2 separate regions of the Homo sapiens genome follow, and region 1 is linked to region 2. The links are chromatin loops, found by intact Hi-C in ENCODE. Cell type or tissue: HepG2. All regions are shown on one strand.

Region 1 (8,000 bases), 92 kb before region 2:
GGATGTATTTCAAAATAATAAGAGCTATCTATGACAAACCCACAGCCAATATCATACTGAATGGGCAAAAACTGGAAGCATTCCCTTTGAAAACTGGCACAAGACAGGGATGCCCTCTCTCACCACTCCTATTCAACATAGTGTTGGAAGTTCTGGCCAGGGCAATTAGGCAGGAGAAGGAAATAAAGTGTATTCAATTAGGAAAAGAGGAAGTCAAATTGTCCCTGTTTGCAGACGACATGACTGTATATCTAGAAAACCCCATTGTCTCAGCCCAAAATCTCCTTAAGTTGATAAGCAACTTCAGCAAAGTCTCAGGATACAAAATCAATGTACAAAAATCACAAGCATTCTTATACACCAACAACAGACAAACAGAGAGCCAAATCATGAGTGAACTCCCATTCACAATTGCTTCAAAGAAAATAAAATACCTAGGAATCCACCTTACAAGGGATGTGAAGGACCTCTTCAAGGAGAACTACAAACCACTGCTCGAGGAAATAAAAAAGGATACAAACAAATGGAAGAACATTCCATGCTCATGGGTAGGAAGAATCAATATCATGAAAATGGCCATACTGCCCAAGGTAATTTACAGATTCAATGCCATCCCCATCAAGCTACCAATGACTTTCTTCACAGAATTGGAAAAAACTACTTTAAAGTTCATATGGAACCAAAAAAGAGCCCGCATCGCCAAGGCAATCCTAAGCCAAAAGAACAAAGCTGGAGGCATCACACTACCTGACTTCAAACTATACTACAAGCCTACAGTAACCAAAACAGCATGGTACTGGTACCAAAACAGAGATATAGATCAATGGAACAGAACAGAGCCCTCAGAAATAACGCCGCATATCTACAACTATCTGATCTTTGACGAACCTGAGAAAAACAAGCAATGGGGAAAGGATTCCCTATTTAATAAATGGTGCTGGGAAAACTGGCTAGCCATATGTAGAAAGCTGAAACTGGATCCCTTCCTTACACCTTATACAAAAATCAATTCAAGATGGATTAAAGACTTAAACATTAGACCTAAAACCATAAAAACCCTAGAAGAAAACCTAGGCAGTACCATTCAGGACATAGGCATGGGCAAGGACTTCATGTCCAAAACACCAAAAGCAATGGCAACAAAAGACAAAATTGACAAATGGGATCTAATTAGACTAAAGAGCTTCTGCACAGCAAAAGAAACTACCATCAGAGTGAACAGGCAACCTACAAAATGGGAGAAAATTTTCGCAACCTACTCATCTGACAAAGGGCTAATATCCAGAATCTACAATGAACTCAAACAAATTTACAAGAAAAAAACAAACAACCCCATCAAAAAGTGGGCGAAGGACATGAACAGACACTTCTCAAATGAAGACATTTACGCAGCCAAAAAACACATGAAAAAATGCTCATCATCACTGGCCATCAGAGAAATGCAAATCAAAACCACAATGAGATACCATCTCACACCAGTTAGAATGGCAATCATTAAAAAGTCAGGAAACAACAGGTGCTGGAGAGGATGTGGAGAAATAGGAACACTTTTACACTGTTGGTGGGACTGTAAACTAGTTCAACCATTGTGGAAGTCAGTGTGGCGATTCCTCAGGGATCTAGAACTAGAAATACCATTTGACCCAGCCATCCCATTACTGGGTATATACCCAAAGGACTATAAATCATGCTGCTATAAAGACACATGCACACGTATGTTTATTGCGGCATTATTCACAATAGCAAAGACTTGGAACCAACCCAAATGTCCAACAATGATAAACTGGATTAAGAAAATGTGGCACATATACACCATGGAATACTATGCAGCCATAAAAAAGGATGAGTTCATGTCCTTTGTAGGGACATGGATGAAATTGGAAATCATCATTCTCAGTAAACTATTGCAAGAACAAAAAACCAAACACCGCATATTCTCACTCATAGGTGGGAATTGAACAATGAGATCACATGGACACAGGAAGGGGAATATCACACTCTGGGGACTGTGGTGGGGTGGGGGGAGGGGGGAGGGATAGCATTGGGAGATATACCTAATGCTAGATGACGAGTTAGTGGGTGCAGCGCACCAGCATGGCACATGTATACATATGTAACTAACCTGCACAATGTGCACATGTACCCTAAAACTTAAAGTATAATAAAAAAAAAAAAAGAAAAGTGGTTACCTTTAGGGAAATATTTACAGAGAGGGCAGTATATTGGTAAATGTTTATCAACCAGCTCTCCAGAAAAGAAAGAAAAGAAAAGAAAGAAAAGCCCTGAATTTACAGCATTTGTTAGTTTCTATGGCATAAATACTCCGAGCATGGTAGATTTCAAGGTACCAATCTCATGTTACTGAACACAAAGTTGGGAAGAACTTTGTGTACAAAACTTTTGTGTATATGTGTACAATCTGCTTAGCAAGTCTGTGTGAGCCAAATACACCCCACCACTGAGAGGTGGCATGAAGGAGCATTCTGGTGTGCTAGAAATATTCTGTATCTTCTTTTTTTTTTTTTTGGAGATGGGGGTCTCACTTTATTATTCAGGCTGGTCTCAAACTCCTGGGGTCAAGAGACCCTACTGTCTCAGCTTCCCAAGTAGCTGAGCTTACAGGCATGAGCCACTGTGCCCAACTCTGATCTTAGTCCTTACACAGATGTACATATATTAAAAGAGCTATACTTTAAGAATTATCGACTATATTGTATGTATGTTATACTTCTATACAAAGCAAAAATGTTAAATATTTCTGAGAACTAGAAAGAAAAAAAAGTTACAACTGTTGTGTCTGAGAGGAAGATCCAGATGGGTACCAGAGAAGCAATGGCTGGGTGCTGGGCACTCAGACCTTTTTGTTCATACAATAGATATGCAGCAAAAGAGAGACATACTATTAGTAGCTTTGACATAAATAGAAAAGAGATGGTGACTCTTTTACCTGGATCATTGTCAATTATTTTAACATTAGACTTGATTCAGTCTTATCACCAATGGTTGATACATCATATAAAAGAGTGTCGTTTCTGAAAAGCCCCAGATCCACTGTCTTAACTATCTATGGCCCTGTCACCTTAGAGATGATTATTCCACTGGGTGGCTCCAGAAGAACATTTTAAGCACTGTAGCACCTGAATACAATGATCAGACATAGAAAAGCACCAACGTAAACAGTTACTTTTATTTTGAGTAAAAATACACATTCATATCATTTTCCCTTATATCCCTCAAATCTTAAATGTGTTCAATATGTCTAGAAGATATCTGTGGTCTAGCTAGCCGAGACATTTTAAAAAGACAGCTGCTCCTGACTTATATAGCACTTACATATTTAAATTTACAAAGCCAAAGCAACATTTTAAAGGGGTTTGACTGACGATAGGTTGATGCATCCACAGATTCATTTGTTCCCGATCTGGCAATACAGGACCATAGAAAACACCAAACCCAGTATCTAGAGAACAAAATAACAGGATTAACATGGAATTTAAGGGAAAACACTGGACACATTATAAATAAACAGAAAGAACATTATATATGAAAAGATTTTGTATATTGACAGTTCCAATCTTATCTAACTCATCTCTCTTGGGAAATTAGAGGTTCCAATGGGACAAAAGAGCACTGCAAAAGCTCTCTTGAGTTTTTTTTGTGTTTTAATCAGCTTTTTTAGCTGGCCAATCAGCCTCTATCTAACTGGCCCCATATAAACTGCACAGTAGCAGCTGCCACCAGAGGACCTACTCCCTTTTCTGGAACACACACATTCTTCTGCAGAGCGTCTCCTCTGGAGCACTGGGGATCTCAGGTCCCTGGGGGCTAAATATACGTAATGCTTCCATAAAAAGGTTATGATCATCTGGTTTAAATCATCTGCATAAAAATCAAGAAGTCTAGAATTTCTCTTGCTGTAGTTTTAGGCATTTCCAAGAGGAATAAAAAATGAAGTAACTCTTTTTTTAAAAAAGCTTCTAAACTATGGGGAACAGCTTAATTCAGGAATTTCTTTTGAAGTGAAAAAGCACAGCTGAAAATCTGGGGCATAATTTCCATCTCAAGTAGCTCTCCCAAGAATGAGGGACCCCAAAATTTGCTCTAATTGGCTCTACAGTTGGTGACTTGCATGCTGTATCTTTGACGTAGAAATGATAGACAGGACCTGTGTGCATTACCAATAGAAAGTTTCCTCCCCCACCAGCCCCTTTTGAAGGGAGGATGGAGGAAGGCAAAGTGACATTTATGCTGAGTCAACTTAAATGCTTCTACTGTGTTGAGACTTTCTGCTTACTAACACTTTCCTGGAAATGTAATTCAAATGAGAACTGCTAACCAATCTTTCTTCCTTCTTAAAAAGGTTGACACCAATTCTCTGCAAAAGTAATAATTTCCATTCAAAATGTGCTACAATTGAAGACTGAAATTTAGTCTTTTTGTCTTGATCCTGAGCCTTAAGTCTGTGGGACAAGTATCAAGAAAGAATTTTTTTAATGGGGAAAAAATAATGGGATAAGACAACTATCATCTTTCACTGCTACATCCTTGAAATAGAAGCCGTCAATTTATCAGCAGACTAGATAGTTAATATCACACTTTCTTGTATTTCATTGTCCCTGAAAAGAACATTTATGATTGTTCAAAAAAAAGCACATAATTAAAAGAGATTTGTCATTTTATAATGTACGCCAAGACTCATGATAAATTTGCTAAGAGGTATGCAGCAGTCTAAAAAAATGTAAAATTATCATTTTTCTTTTAACTGCTTTATTTCTAGGACCTCCTGTTGGGATAACTTTTATCCTACAAAGTGATGGCTCTCAGTGTGTAGCACTTTTTTTTTTTTAATTAAAGCAAGGAAAGTGCTGATCATCTTTTGTGCTTGTAAGTTGTTATAGTCAAATGAGGAGAGTATGATAGTCTGGCTGTTTTAAGCTAGAGTAATGAGAATTCCAAAAATGTCTATAGATAAATTTTTCTTGCAGAATAAGGTATTCTGCACAATCTTTAGCATCCAATGTGAGAAGAATCCCTTAGGTATATAGTCTTAACATAGCTTTGAAAACAAATATTGGCCCACCTCACTAAAACCTATGCCTAAACATACTAACATAAGGTCTAAATATGGGGCGGTCTTTTTTTATATGATATTTTTCTGTGGAGATAATCTGAACATATTTTCTGCAGGAAGACATTTGCTTCTGTTTTCTTAAAAGTATTTTTTAGAGGAGATTTTCTGTTTCTGTATCTTTGTGTTTTTTTGAATTTGAACTTTGGAAACAAAGAAGGGAGATAGGCCTAAGTCATAGGGCAATAGGAAACTTGTACTAATGACTGTAAGATGAGCTATAAAATGCTTTGTTTTTGGATACATAATTTATAGACTGGGTGTCAGAAGACTTTTCCAATCTACTTTTTGAATAAAGGAAGATGGAATATAAAATGATTTGTTTCCCTTAAAAAGAGGGAGGGCAGGTTATAGACTGAGGAACTGAACAATTTTAAAAAGTTCAAACAATTATTTGAACCAACTATTTACCATATCTGCAGAGAGTCTAGAAATCACAATTAATTTGACTTCTCGAATTCAAAAACGGTTCTGTTTTATGATAGTAACGCAAAAACTTCATACCTATAAATTACTGTATAGAATGTTTGTATTAAGCTATTTTTCTCTGAATATGTCTTTAGAAGAACAAATAAAATATTTAAACATGTAATTAATACATGGAATATAACAATTTCATAAAATACTGAAATACATTAATCTTTTTGTAATCTTATTTTCCACTAGATGTATTTAAATTCTTGAAAATGCCTTTGACTATGACACAAAGGATTTCATCAACCTCCCCAATCAAGTATGTCCTTACTTTTTCTGGTTTTGCTAACTGAGGAGCATCTGTGATTTGAGCTAGTGATAGTCAATTGTCAGAACTTGAGTCTAACATGAAATATAACTCTTATATTAAATATCTCATTTAAAGCATGCTCTCTCATTCACTTAAATCATTCATGTAAAATCACTCTTGATTCATTTAAATCATTCATTTCTTACTCATCTTCATGGCCATTAGTCCTTATTTCTAAATTAGCATAAACCCAGAATACAAAGCAGAGAAATAAAATACATCTTACAAAATGCAGAATCAAGAGAAATAGACCTAATCCATAGCACCATTTGACTCTGAACATATATCAGACCTAAAGAAAGACAGCCATAACCTACCAACAAAGAATGCTTCATATTTATACCTATTCATCTGGACTACAAGAAAGTAATAACCCACAGTTTAATTTGCTGCTAATAGTCCCTAACCTTTCTCTAATAGCTGCCTGGGAAATTCCACCAGCAAACTAAATAACCACTTAGGACACTAAATTGCTTCATTCCCAGTTAAAATTTCTTTCTGGCAGTGATGTGGCACGAGTAAGAGGTAGAAAATTACCAGAAAGCCCAAGGAGTACCTTGCACAGCATTCCATGAGTGTGAAGCACAAGGCACTCAGCTGAGCTAACCAGCTCTCACAGGCATTAACCAGGGAGACACTTCACATTCTTGCTAATGCCCTGGAATAGGATTGTGAGTGAATTTGATCTACTTGATATTAAAATTACCCAAGATCTGGGATGATTCCAAAATGCTTCTCTGAAGCAGTTTTAATTCATTTTCTTGGCAAAGATTTTTAGGCCATGTGAAAAGTATCTTTCAGGTTTTTTTTTTTTTTAAAAAAAAAACATGCCAAGAAAGTTCATCAAGACAAAAATCCTATGTGGGATATTTTTCCAACATCAATAATTAAAGTGATGAAAGTAATACATAAGCCTCAATTTTCCTTGAAAATTTCTCCAAGTGAGTCAATAGTACTTAAGCTGAGGAAATCAGAGACAATTACCTCTACTTTTTAGAACTTCTTGGATTTCTCTAGAATGTAATAAGTAACAAAGAAAGAGCTCCTCACACTCTTGAGTTCAGTTTTTATTTTCTGTTTCAAAATCAAGATGAGAAATAAGAAATTGTAAAGGTCGTATTTTGCTTTGTTTGGTGCTTTTTCTTCTAACTTTGGAAAACTGTAACCCCTGTGCTAGTTTTCAGTGGGAAAAATATACCTGGCACTAAGAACTATGTGAAAATTAATTCTATCTTTTTCCCGGTAGAGAGGTCATTCAGAAGCAAGAATCTCAACCCTGCTCACTTCATAAGACTGGAATCTCCCCCTCAGACTCAGGCTGATCGAGGGAGATGATGGGCCTTTAGCATCCAGTGCTTTTCTAAAGCATCTGCGTTTTTTATGGTTGTTGTGGTTTTTTTTTTTCTGTTTGTTTGTTCACCATCAATATTTCTTGAAATTAATGAACAAGCAAGGGAATAAAAGAGTCAATAATACAAGATTATACTGTACCTCAATAACTGCCAGTCCAAATGATATTCCAATAACTATAATCAAATTTTTTGCCAAGAAGTCTTTTATGAAAGAAATACAGGTCTGTTAAAAAAAAAAAACATTAAAAGTTACCTCTCAGAAAAATTCGACCTTATATTAATCAAAATTTTTATTAATCTGGTTGACTTTTTACATTGCTATCAAGAAACACACTTAACGACAAGGAACTGGGTTATTCCTTCCACTCCCTGCTTCACCTTTGCTCCAAAAGGTTGTAACTGTTGTGGTTTGTTTATACATTGAAAAGCAATTGAGGAACAAAATTTTGCTTGACTGCCTAATTGTTGAATCTAGGGATTAATAATTACAAATAATAATTTTTCACCAACATATCCTCAAATGACAGATTTTATAATTTATACTATAAATTTTATAGCTGATAAAGCTATATATTTTACAACATAAAAGTATAAATCATAATTTTATCTTAACTTTATTCATTTTAGAGCTGATACCACCTTGACTAAGGATTTTTTAGGTTTGTAATCTAAAACAGAAAGGTTTCTGGTTGAGATTTTAGATAATAATATTGTAAATTTTCATTTTTAAAACAAG
Region 2 (8,000 bases):
CACTCTAAATGGGTGAATTTTATACCATGTGAATTATATTTCAGTAAAGCTCTTAATAAATAAAATTAAACCCAGAAGATAGATTATTGGCCCCACAATGCAGATAAGTAATGTAAGGCACAGAGAGGTTCCATCATTTGTCCAAGGTCAAAAAGCTGCTAAGACACAGTGCTGGGATTTAAATCCAGGCAGACTCAGAGTCTATACAATATATATACAGTCCTTTACCTGAAAGAATTCAAAATATGGGGCATCTTTACAGAAAATGAAGCATACATATATAGCCCTTGTATTTCAGTTTGCAGTTCCATTAAATACACATTTGGAGAAAAAGAAAAAGTATATAAAAGAAAGCCAATGGATCGCAGAGTACTGAATATCAGGGCATGTGCCATTATGTCCAAAGCCTGATTCTCCTCCTGAAGACAGTGTGATCAGGAAAAAGTTTCATAAAATCAGTTGAAGAAAAGAAGGTAAAGAGAGCAGTTTACTCAGTGAGGGTTAACATGACAAGCATAAGCTGGCCTGTGTGTGGACACCCTTCTCCAGGAAGTCCTAGCACCTGGAGGAACACACAGGAAACAAACGGATAACTGTCGGTGAATGACACTCAGCTAGTTAAACAGTAGCTTAGGTTGAATTCCAACTTTCTATACTTTAGATTGACTCAACTTTAGGCCAGAAAAGAAGGCAAAAGAGCCGCACAAGATAATCTGAGATATGCAGGCATTAAATGATTTGGTGAGCACCTGGTGTTAATGAGGCCACAGCTCCAGGCTTCTACAGGTCAACTAGTTCTTACACAAAATCTTTTTCAAGAACACAGACTCTGGCTGTCTTGAAAATATATTTAAGTGGTTAAAAAAAAGAACTGAATAAGAGAAAACGGGTGGCTGAGCTCGAATTCTTTTCAACTCTAGGAAAAACTCACAGTGCATTCCTACTGATGGTGAGCTAAGGACAAAGCATTCCCTAAATAGTATGCATTCAACCATTAACAGATTGTTAACACCACAATGTAGCAGACATAGGAAATACTTAAACCAGAATGCAGTAACCAAATTTCAGTTCTATAAACTTGCAGTCTGCTTCAAATTCTACTCAACTGTATTTATGCACCAAGCAATGCACTAATCGTTGGATAAATAAGGCATATGACCTTTTGTGCCAAAAAAGTACACAGTATGTTTCTAAACTCCTCAAAATTTTTAGCATGACTGTATTATTACTTAGTTGAATATTTTTCTCATTTGGTAATGAATTATGAGTGTGATATTCATTAGGTCCCAAATAGTGCTCTTCTTATCCACTAAAAGAGCTACATAAAAAATACAAAAGTTGTAGCACTATTCACAATAGCCAAGATATGGAATCAGCCTAAGTGCTCATTAACAGATAAACAGATAAAGAAAATGTGGTATATATACACAATGGAATATTATTTCACCATAAAAAGAATGAAATACAGTCATTTGCAACAACATTAATGGAACTGGAAGACATTATGTTAAGTGAAATAAGCCAAAGACACAAAGGCAAATGGCATATGTTCTTACTCATATGTGGGAGCCAAAAAATAGGCTGGGAAGAATAGTGGAGAGGAAGGGATAAAGAGAGGTTGCTTAATGGGTACAAAAATACAGTTAGAAAGAAGGAATATGATCTAGTATTTGGTAGCACAAACACTTAGGGCGACTTTAGCTGACAATAGTTCATTGTATATTTCAAAATAACTAGAAGAGTAGAATTGGAATGTTCCCAACACAAAGTAATGATAAGTGTTTGAGGTGATGGGTATCCCGACTACCCATATTTGATGATTATACATTGTATGCTTGCATCAAAGTGTCACATATGTTTCAAAACATGTACAACTATAATGTGTCCATACAAATTAAAAATAAATTAGTTAAAAATGTAAAGGCAGATTTTCTTACTAAAATTCAAAAACTGCCTTTATATAAATTACAGAAGAAAATAAATTTTAAATAGGGTGATAAATCCCAAATAATTTATATTTAGTTTGTGAATGTTCAAAGCACACACACACACACACACACACACACACACACACAGAGATGTTCTAATTCAGATATGAGCCCTCTCTGAGTCCAATTTCTCTATCCACCACAAACTTTACACTTTCTTCTGTTAGCCTACTTATATATGCATACAACTAGTTGACCTGTAGAGGCCTGGAGCTGTGGACTCATCAACACCAGGTGCCCACCAAATCACATAATGCCTGCATATCTCTAATATATTAGAGGAAGGAGAACTAAGTAGATAAAAGCTCAGGTATCCATAAAATGTAATATCTAAACTAGGACAATGTTGAAAATGAAGAAAGCCATAATGATTACAGTGGGACAATAGAAGGAAACTGGGGCTATACTGGGCAAATTGAGACATTAGAGTCACCCTGTTAAAAGTCTGTGCTGAGTTCTGAGGTCACACTCTGCTAGTAGTTACAGAGAAACAGCTGAAGGCTTTTCAGTAGTGTTGTTAAATGACCAGAACTTCAGGAAGCTTAGCATAGAAGTGGGTTATGGCTCGATTGGAGCAGAGAGAGACTGAGGCTAGGAAAGCCCATGAACATTTTTATGACACCAGTGAAGACATAAGGAAAGGCCAAGCCACGATGGCAGCAATAAAAAGAGAAAACCTATATGAGACATTATCTAAAATCACAGTTAAAGCAGTTAAAGAAGATATACAAGTTGTGACACTGGTCCAAGTAGTTATAAACTTTTGAACACATCTCAAGGGACTTGATAGGTAAAGGTCAGGCATGGTAGAGCAATTGCCAGCAGGAGAAACCAAGGTGAGATCAGATTCCAGGGCCAAAGCTGTTTGCTTCATACTCATTTTTTTCATACTTCCTGTTCATCTGAGTGCCAGGATCACAGGTGTGTGCTTCACTCCACGGAGAACTCCACGGGGGGTAGTAAACATCCCCATTCTGTTTACTACCATGGAAGGCATAGGTAAGCCAAGAGGTTCTGTCACTAGTGGGGTAATAAAATGCCACCAACAATTGCTCCAGACACCACTTGGTGGCACCAGTACCCTGAAATGATTGAATGCAACCTGCTTATCTTGTTCTTCCATGGGAAATTCATATAAACCTTCAGCCAACCCTCAAGTTCAGTTTTTTCCAGGATTATTTGAGTTTGTCGGAACTGTCACATCCTCCTTTATTGTTATCCATGGAGATTCTGGTAGAAGATGAGAATGTCTTTATTTTAATGATCTCTTATTATTTCAAGTATTCCTTTGAATGTACACACACAGAATTTTGCATAAATATGACCATTTCTTACTGGATTTTGCCTATATTAGATTCTTCCCTTTTTGTTTAGCTTCCTCACCTACCATCACCACAATTCCCCCAACCCCTTCCAGAAAACCCACCTTAACAACCTGGTATGTATCTGTTCATATTTTTTCCATCATATAACCTTATACAAATGGATAGATAGACTATAGAGAGACAAATGAATACATACAAAAGTTGTTTTGGTCATTGATTCATAATGTAGACTCACATGTTCTTCTATACATGTTACTTTTCTATCTCAACAATACCAGGTGGTAATTCTTCAAAGTCAACTGGTATTGCTCCATTTTGCTCTTTTGAGTGGCTATATTATATTCTATGGTATAAATATGCCTTAATTTATTCACCAACAGTCCCTATTGAAGGGCATTCACTTGGTTTTACTTTTGCCACATTAAATAATGCTGCTGTTGTCTATATCCTTATGCACTGGTACGGACATAAGTATATATTTTTTTAATTTATGAAATGTTGCCAAATTTACTTTCAAAAAGCTGCTTAAAATTCCCATTTCCCCAGCAACGTATGAAAGTACTCCTTCCCTCACATCTTCACTTGCTATGTACAGTTTTGCTTTTTACTTTTTCTCAGCTTGATGGGTGTAAAATGATAACTTATTATTATTTACTTTTTGTTTTTCTGACTGTTTGTGATTTTTTTTTAGCATCTTTTCAGGTTGTTGGGCTATTTTGATTTGATTCTTCACAGCATTTGCCCAAAGCAGAGATTTTTTTAAAAGACCTCTACTTAATAAAGAAGCTAGAAGAATATTGCTAAAATATATTTTAGAAAGTAGAAAATATGATTTATTATAGTCACTAATATCCATATGAAATATCTAACACACACTAAAAGCATTGGAATGCCAGAAAATAATCTTGTAAGTACTATTTAATTTGAAATGTCTCCTCTGAAGACAGAATGTGCCTATTTTTCTCTTCATAAGGAATTGTCTCTTTCATAGTGTTTTACTTCTGATCGGACAATGTACTTTGCTGTGTATGCTTAAGTAGGATTAGGTATTAAATAGAACCAGTTCCATTTATTTGATTGCCATTCCAAATACTTGCTTTAAAAAAGAAAGAAAGAACAAAAAATCAGTAGGGAAAGAAATTGTATTTTTAAGCTTCTAAGAAGATTTTATAAACAATAGAGCCCAGAGAACAAAAAAAAAAAAGCCATAAAATGACTTGACAGTGTCCTTTTAAGTGAACATATGTGAGTTTTATGCATCCATATGTGTTCACATATGCCCTACATATGCACAGCCAGCTGCTAGCCGGCCAGATTGTTCAGTGTGTATGTTTACTGGAAAACAAGCCCAAAGTGTTTGGTCTCTTTGTTAGAGAAACAGCTCATAATTTCAAGTATACAAATGTCAGTTGTTTCTCATTTCTTTTTCTTCCAAGCCAAATGAGCTGTTGATGCTCAATTTGGCAAGAATCTAACTGAGGCTGACTATCAGCCAGCCACAGGAACCCAGCCCTGAAAGTTTGAGAAATTTTTACAAGAATAAGAAGCTTTTTCCTAATGGCTCCCTAAACCATAGAAAGTTTCCTTAGAGCCTCAGCCAGTTCTCTCCCACTCAATATCCCAAAGTATAACCGCTAACATTGTTTGGATACTAATGGATTAAGTTAGGGTGTGAAATGGGAATATTAAGTCCTCCCATACTTTGGCCAAATACTCTTTAGAAACCCTCTTAACAGAGAAGAGCCCGAGGGTGTAGAGATTTTATTTGTGATAGCAACCTGAGCTATGAGCCCTAACATCTCTCCTTTTATTTCATCTTTTATGACTGTCCCACAGCTTAAAATGATGAAGTAACATTTGGACCAATTTCCAATTGAAGATTAAGCCTTTAGATCAATTATATATCTGCTTCCACAATTAAGGTATTAAACCCAATTATCACTGTTATCTCTGCAGCCTGAATAGAGGAAGGAAAAGCATGTGGAAGCTGGATAGAGTGAAAGAACTTGTGCTTTGGGGCGAGAGAGTCTGTGTCCCATCCTGGATCATTCCCTGACCACATGGCCTTAGGTAAGCAGCTTCACACTTCCAACTTCAGTGTCCTTATCAGCTAGATGAAAATATGCCGATTTCCTAACATTCTGATGAAAATGAAATGAGAAAACCTACGTAAAGAACAATGCACAGTACTGGAGATAGGATAAGTGCTCAATAAATTTAAGTTCTATTCCCCCTTCTTTACATTTTTCTCACCCTAGTCCCTGCAAAAAGAGAGAGACATGAGAACCAGGAATATTTCTTGATCAACGACATAATCCAAAGGTCCCCAATCCTAATGGCAGGGAGGAAAAGGGCTGAATTAAACAAACAAAATTCATTTAAAATGTTGGTTTTTCATATCATAAACAGAGTCAGAACTGATAAGTTGTATTTATGTGTGAACATATTCATAAAAACATACTCATTTATTTAGCACCTATTGTGTCTCTATAACAGTACCTGACATGTACTAGTAGCCACAAATATTTCTTAAATAAATGAATAAAAACCAAGTCATTAGAGCACCATCATAATTTTTTCCTAAGTGCTCAGTTTCCTGGGATTTGTTTGTTAGTGATGGCTCCTTGCTTTCCAAGGTGAATGGAAAGGAAGGAAGGTAAGGAAGAACTACAAGTATCCATTGTCACAGACATATGCAGCCACTGAAGAATAACTAGAATTATCTTATCCACCTTCTGGCTTACCAACACAGGCTCCTTCTGTATCTAATCACTTCTCATTCCTTCTTTCCCTTACTCCATTCAACCTTCATGAAGCTGTCCAACATTTCCTCACAACTGAAAAATACAATTCCTATTGCTGCAGGTGTCCATGTGTTTGGGGCAAAAATGAGCCACTGCTAACAATTGTAAAGAAAGAGAGAACAGCTGTTTGCATCTGGATATGGGGTAAGAAAGAACAGCTGCTGGCAGCGGTGGCAGACAAGAAAGTGAGCAAATGAGCAGCTGTTGGTAATTCAGAATCTCATCAGCCACACAGAATAATTGAAATCCAGAACCATGCAGGGCTCGACTTAACAGCTTTATTGCATCCTGCTGTTCATTAGATCCTGCCTGTCCTCCATTAGAGATTCCTGTGATAGCTACATGAGGACTCTCAACAGGAATATCCACCCCGACATCCCCATCCACAACCCTTTGAAGAAGCAACCCAAGAGAGGTAAAAAGGCACAGACTTTTCTTCCAGTAAGTCCATACCTATTTTTACACAAAGGAAGACAAGGGAAGGGATATTAACACACATGGGAATGATCACAAGATTGGCCAAAAATAATTATTTCTGTATTATAAGAAATTATAGCCATTTTAATGATGAACTCACATTTCAGAATTCCAGCAAGCCAGCATAAATATGTGATAAGTATAACTTAAACTTGAAAAAATATATTTTGAAATACTGTCAGTGGTTTCAATGTCTCTTTTCATGTATATGTAATCCTATGACTATATATATATATATATACACACATACATCCCTCTTTTTTTTTACTTTTAATAAAAAGAAGAGAAAAACATGTTTGCATCACGCATTACAAAATGTGTTTGGTTTCCTTTTGGGCTTCATACTAGTTCTTCTAGCCAACTGGAATTCTAGGATAAATCTAGAATAGATTGGATAGGATAAATTTGAGTGACCCCAAAATATCAGTCCATCTCTCACCTTGCTTAATACAGAAGAAAAACATCTCATTACTCTCATATATAGAATTCCAATTCTTTAGTCACTGAAAGAAACAGTAGAAGAGAAGAAAAAAGAAACCAACCCCAATGTTATTTATTGCTGAACTATATACAACTAAATGTCCCCAAATAAAAGCATATTTAATTATATGGCAAGTTATCTGTATTTATAAAGGTGATCGTTTTGAAGATGTTAATAGGGGAAATACTTGTGACACAACACTTATGGAGAAGAGTCTGCAAAGATCATTTAGACAGGAAAAGTTGAATGCAAAATGTGCACCATAATTAACATTATGGTTTAAAGGTAGGCATAAGACAATTACATGAAAGAAATATTTTTAAATGGAGGAAGTCAAAATAAGAGAGCAGAAGGGAAATTTTAAATTTCATTTCTTTTGCTATTTTTCTCATTCTGCTGTTATTATAAAACGTAAAAGATCTAAATAATAATTAGATTATAATGGAAATTACTGATAAAATCCTAAACTGTTAGTAACGTAAGGACAGGGTCCTTCTTTGTTTTTGATCACCTTTTGTTTCCACTGCCAGACACAGTGTTCAGACATTTAACACATATTTGTTAAATGAAGAAGTAAATGAAATGAGTAAATCCTCTATGTTTTAAAACTGCCATTGCAGAAGAAAGAATGAAACCACTTCTACCAATGGCATATATGTGACTGAGAAAATACTTCCTCTACTGAAAGGATCAATTAGAAACATCCCTGAAGTTTTACACTCACAGCATCTTAAAATGGAGACTCCCATGATGAGATATGTGGCCCAACCAGATCTAATGAACCCACGAATTATGAATAATGAGAGGCAGAGAAACTAGCCAACCTCTGAATGTGTTTTCAACTGTAAGATATAATTCTATGACTCGGATTAAGAGAAGAAGGAGAAAGATTGATTGCCAAAAATTAATTTCACAGCATCTGACT

Evidence for each region. A loop is a pair of places that touch in the nucleus more often than their neighbours do. Peaks named below come from ENCODE experiments on the same cell type or tissue, not always from the same donor. Only the 100,000 strongest peaks of a DNase experiment are listed, where the experiment ranks them.
Region 1: it touches region 2 in a loop (3-fold over the local background); 2 of 110 quality-filtered maps call a loop at or near these places.

Annotation. Positions count from the first base shown.
Region 1 is chr12:71,121,928-71,129,927 of GRCh38, forward strand. TSPAN8 (tetraspanin 8) reads right to left here. Exons shown (of 9, transcript NM_004616.3): 8 at 7,404-7,487; 9 at 3,169-3,460. The coding sequence ends at 3,407. Among named protein-coding and RNA genes, the nearest start is that of TSPAN8, 32 kb to the right of the region's middle. In HepG2, CTCF peaks have their summits at 3,107 (motif pointing right) and 3,749; DNase peaks (open chromatin) are centred at 3,094 and 3,754; H3K4me3 peaks cover 389 bases.
Region 2 is chr12:71,214,124-71,222,123 of GRCh38, forward strand. It overlaps LOC105369831 (a long non-coding RNA gene), which reads left to right and starts at 2,711. Exons shown (of 3, transcript XR_945081.2): 1 at 2,711-2,987; 2 at 5,270-5,383; 3 at 6,179-6,711. In HepG2, a CTCF peak has its summit at 3,068 (motif pointing right); a DNase peak (open chromatin) is centred at 3,028.